Regions from separate parts of the Homo sapiens genome. Here region 1 is linked to region 2. Evidence: read pairs that join two places in POLR2A ChIA-PET (ENCODE). Cell type or tissue: OCI-LY7. All regions are shown on one strand.

The links. Peaks named below come from ENCODE experiments on the same cell type or tissue, not always from the same donor. Only the 100,000 strongest peaks of a DNase experiment are listed, where the experiment ranks them.
Region 1: POLR2A ChIA-PET joins it to region 2 with 24 read pairs; 16 of 35 experiments call an interaction of 5 or more read pairs at or near these places.

What each region holds. Positions count from the first base shown.
Region 1 is chr1:155,937,180-155,939,679 of GRCh38, reverse strand. No RefSeq gene overlaps it. Among named protein-coding and RNA genes, the nearest start is that of RXFP4, 3.2 kb to the left of the region's middle. In OCI-LY7, CTCF peaks have their summits at 1,155 and 1,354; a DNase peak (open chromatin) is centred at 1,349.
Region 2 is chr1:155,884,339-155,886,838 of GRCh38, reverse strand. SYT11 (synaptotagmin 11) reads right to left here. Exons shown (of 4, transcript NM_152280.5): 4 at 1,640-2,500. Among named protein-coding and RNA genes, the nearest start is that of RIT1, 26 kb to the left of the region's middle. In OCI-LY7, a CTCF peak has its summit at 112; DNase peaks (open chromatin) are centred at 1,118 and 1,468; H3K4me3 peaks cover 1,777 bases; H3K27ac peaks cover 2,500 bases.

The DNA.
Region 1 (2,500 bases), 53 kb before region 2:
CTCCCCAGGCTCAGGTGATCCTCCTACCTCAGCCACAGGAATGTGCTACCACACAGGCTAATTTTTGTATTTTTAGGAGAGATGGGGTATCCCTATGTTGCCCAGGATTGTCTTGAACTCCTGGGCTCAAGCAACCCTCTCACCTCACCCTCCCAAAGTGCTGGGATTACAGCCATAAGCCACCACGCCTAGCATCAAAAATATTCTTGAAATGACCTCAGGTGATCCTCCTGCCTTGGCCTCCCAAAGTGCTGGGATTACAGGCATGTCAGGAGATCGAGACCATCCTGGCTAACATGGTGAAACCCCATCTCTAAAAAAAAAAAATACAAAAATTAGCCGGGTGTGGTGGCAGGTGCCTGTAGTCCCAGCTACTCGGGAGGCTGAGGCAGGAGAATGGTATGAACCCGGGAGGTGGAGCTTGCAGTGAGCCGAGATCGTGCCACTGCACTCCAGCCTGGGCGACAGAGTGAGACTCCGTCTCAAAAAAAAAAAAAAAAAAAAATCAGCTGGTCATGGTGACACTTTGGGAGGCTGAGGCGAATGGATTGCTTGAGCCCAGTAATTCAAGACCAGTCTGGGCAACATGGCAAAACCCCATCTCTACAAAAGATAACAAAAAATTAGCCAGGCATGGTGGTTCATGCCTGTGGTTCCAGCTACTTGGTTCCAGCTACTCTACTAAAAATACAAAACAACAACAACAAAAAATTAGCTGGGCGTGGTGGCGGGCACCTGTGATGTGGGAGGATCACCTGAGACTGGGAGGTCAAAGCTGGAGTGAGCTGTGATCATGCCACCGCACTCCAGCCTGGGTGACAGAGTGAGACCCCCGTCTCAAAAAAAAAAAAAAACCCACAAAAAACAAAAAAACACTGGGTAACCTCATGGCAATCCAAGCACATGGCACAAAGTATAGCCAGGCCTCATAGGGGCTAGAAATGGGGCTATACACTCTAATTCTTTTTGAATAGCTGCTCCATTATTCTTTTTGAATAGCTGCTCCATTATTCTTTTTGATAGATTTCCCCTTGTAAGAAAGTGGAAAAATATTTCTAAAACTATTTTTAGAGGTGACATCAGAATCCCTCACAGGAAATCTCCTTGTTTGGAAAAATTATTCAATAAATGCTTGAGGTAGTACCCCTGGGGTGATGTGGTGAATACTGGAGACACTGAGAAAGCCCACCCTCCATCTTTTCTTTTTTTCCCATCACAACTCCTACTGCTGTGGGAAAGAATATTAGGCCAAAAGAGCATGACCCGGTTTGGCATTTTCCAAGGTTGGGCTGATCTAAATGAGTTTGAGGGAGATACTCTGGAGACAGGTATGGGAATGTAGCACCACCATCTGGAGAAAAGGGGACTGAATCTTAGCTAGAAAGTGCCACTGAAACACAGGGGGAGTAGCAAGGAGAGGAGACTGACAGAGAGGTTATGGGACCTAGCTCTATGGATTTTATGTGCTCTCCATGGTGTCACTGCTTTAGAGTTGGTAGTAAATGACCTAATAATACCTAAATGACCACTAGGAAAGAATAATTGATTCATATGTCAATTTTTTGACCATGCACCCAACAGAAAGGAAAAATGACCTCAGCCTAACGTATCTCACTTTAGAGAGAGTTTTTCAATTAACAGTAGAACAAAGTGCTATTGAATTGAGTTTAGAAAATCAGATTCCGTTGTATCAATAGAGAAATGTTTTATTATTTTATGTTTCTTTGCTCTGTCACCCAGGCTGGAGTGCAGTGGTGTGATCATGTCTCACTGTAGCCTCAACCTTCTCGATTCAAGTGATTCTGCCACCTCTGCCTCCTGAGTAGCTGAGACTACAGAAGTGCCACCACACTGGCTAATTTTTATTTTTTGTGGAGATGGGGTCTCACTCTGTTGCCCTGGCCTCAAGTGATCCACCAGCCTCGGAATCCCAAAGTGCTGGGATTATAGGCATGAGTCACCTCACTTGGCCATCAAAAGAGAAATGTTATTGGTGAAATTAAGACTTTTATGAGAATTATAAGGCTGGGCACGGGGCTCACACCTGGAATCCCAACACTTTGGGAGGCCGAAGCAGGAGGATCACTTGAGGTCAGAAATTCACGACCACCCTGGTCAACATGGTGAAACTCCATCTCTATTAACAATACAGAAATTAGCCAGGCATGGTGGCAGACACCTGTAATCCCAGCTACTCAGGAAGCTGAGGCAGGAGAATCACTTGAACCTGGGAGGTGAAGGTTGCAGAGAGCTGAGATAGCACCATTGCACTCGAGCCTGGGCAACAAGAGTGAAACTCCATCTCAAAAAAAAAAAAAAGAATTATAAATAAGTGAACTAAACATTTAACTTAAGAAAATAAGGGGGGCCGGGCGCAGTGGCTCATGCCTGTATTCCCAGCACTTTGGGAGGCTGAGGCAGGCGGATCATGAAGTCAGGAGATCGAGACCATCCTGGCTAACACAGTGAAACCCTGTCTCTACTAAAAATACAAAAAATT
Region 2 (2,500 bases):
GGCTCACACCTATAATCCCAACACTTTGGGAGGCTGAGGCGGGTGGATCACGAAGTCAGGAGTTTGAGACCAGCCTGACCAACATGTTGAAATCCTGTCTCTACTAAAAATATAAAAATTAGCCGGGCATGGTGGCGCCCTCCTGTAGTCCCAGCTACTCAGGAGGCTGATGCAGGAGAATCGCTTGAACCTGGAAGGTGGAGTTTGTAGTGAGCCGAGATCACGCCACTGCACTCCAGCCTGGGCAACAGAGCAAGACTCTGTCTCAAAAAAAAAAAAAAAGAAAGAAAGAAAGAAAGAAAATTATTCAAGCCAAACATCAAACATTAACTTTTGCCATTTAATGTTTCACTCAGAAATTAAACTTTCATAACCCAGTGCAAGCTGCATAAAGAAAAAGATAATTTGACTGGGCGCAGTGGCTCACGCCTATAATCCCAGCACTTTGGGAGGCCGAGGTGGGTGGATCACAAGGTCAGGAGATCAAGACCATCTTGGCTAACACAGTGAAACTCCGTCTCTACTAAAAATACAAAACATTAGCCGGGCGTAGTGGCGGGCGCCTGTAGTCCCAGCTACTCAGGAGGCTGAGGCAGGAGAATGGGGTGAACCCGGGAGGCAGAGCTTGCAGTGAGCCAAGATTGCGCCACTGTACTCCAGCCTCGGCGACAAAGCCAGACTCCATCTCAAAAAAAAAAAAAAAAGAAAAGAAAAAGGTAATTTATTAAGCCTTGGAACTGAGAAGGCTCAGATCTGTCTGAAGACACGGCTTCATCTGAGGTCAAAGATGTCATGGAGTCTGATTTCTCTCTCCCCCTGTTTTAGCTGTACTTCTGTGCAGGCTCCATTCTCAGGCTCTCTCCTCTCTGGGGCACAGTGACTACAGAAGCCTCAGCCCCACATCCTCCCATGTTCAGGTCTAGGGAGATCCTTCATAGCTCCTGACAGGCCTTGAGGCCGGGTGCGGTGGCTCACGCCTGTAATCCCAGCACTTTGGGAGGCTAAGGCAGAAGGATAACTTGAGGCCGGGAGTTTCAGGCCAGCCTGGCCAATATGGTGAGACCCCCATCTCTACTAAAAATACAAATATTAGCCAAACTTGGTGGCACGCACCTGTAGTCCCAGCTGCTTGAGGTCGCTGGAACCCAGGAGGCGGATGTTACAGTGAGCCGAGATTGAGCCACTGCACTCCAGCCTGGGCAACAGAGCGAGACTGTCTAAAAAAAAAAAAAAAAAAAAAAAAAAGTAAATGAATGAATGAGGGAACAGAATTGGCCTGTCTCAGGATTGCTTTTTGGGATAAATATTTCCAATTAAAGGGGCAGATTGATTCTCAGCACTACGAACCATCATCTCTCCCTCTGGTAGTGATGGTCTCAGAAATTACATTTCAAGAGGAAAACAGAAAGACCAGAAGTCCTAACTACAGCAAGCAGCAAACCAACTCACTTGTCAAATGAGAGTATCTAGGATGGGAGCCTGGAATCTGCATTTTTAAACAAGTGCCTCAGATGATTCTGAATCAAGTGGTCTGGGGACCACAGTTTGGAAAACACACCCTAGAACATCCTTTTGGAGTCTGAGTGTTAACCTCACTGAGAGTCCTCCAGCTTTCCAGAGAATCAGGCTGACATCACTGTGCCTATGTAATGTGAATCAGTCTTTATTTTGCACTTGTGTGGTGCATTAACAAATTCAACATACAAGATAGCATTACATATTGTAGATTAGCATTACAGCATTATGCAATTTCACACAATTCATGTTAGCTTTTTCAGTTTTCTTTTTTTTTCAAAATTTGACACATTTATTTTATTTTTGAGTTTCATTTTTACAAGAGAAGACACAAGGTAAAGAAAGACAACCACTTTGGAGAGGGATCATGGTGAGGGCAATGTCACTGTCATGGCCATAGTACAAGCCTTCCAAGAAAAGGGACCTGCGTTATTCCCTCTCCTGAGCAAGCTGCCCCTGTCCCACAAACCAGTTCTATCTGTTTTCACATCTAGAGCACTGTCCATAAACATGTCCATCTTGGCTGTGCTCCAGTGAGATGAACTGAAAGAAGGAATAACTCATAAAGGGACCTTTGTTATTAAGAAAAATTCTTGTCTTCCCAAAGGAATCAAGATCTCTTCAGAGAAGGAGCAACTGTTGGAAAATCAGAAGTGACCATTCCCTAACCTATTCCTGACCACGAATGCCTTGTGCAAAAGCTAAGATGTGACTCTCTTGTCTTTCTTTCAACTGACTCTTAGGAGAAGGCATTCCTCCTCCACTCTTATCAGTTAGCTCTGGAAAGAACAAATGTGAAAGCCAAAGTCAGCTAAGAAACTTTGAGACGGCAAAGTCAAGGGCACGATGGATCAGGCCTGAGGTAGGAGGGAGGAGCCCTGCACTGTCCGCCTCTTTGCCTTTTTCTGGCAAAGACACTGAGGCAGTTCCTAGGCTACAGAACAACTGGTTCCTCCCCTGTCACCTCAGCACCCACTGCTCAGTA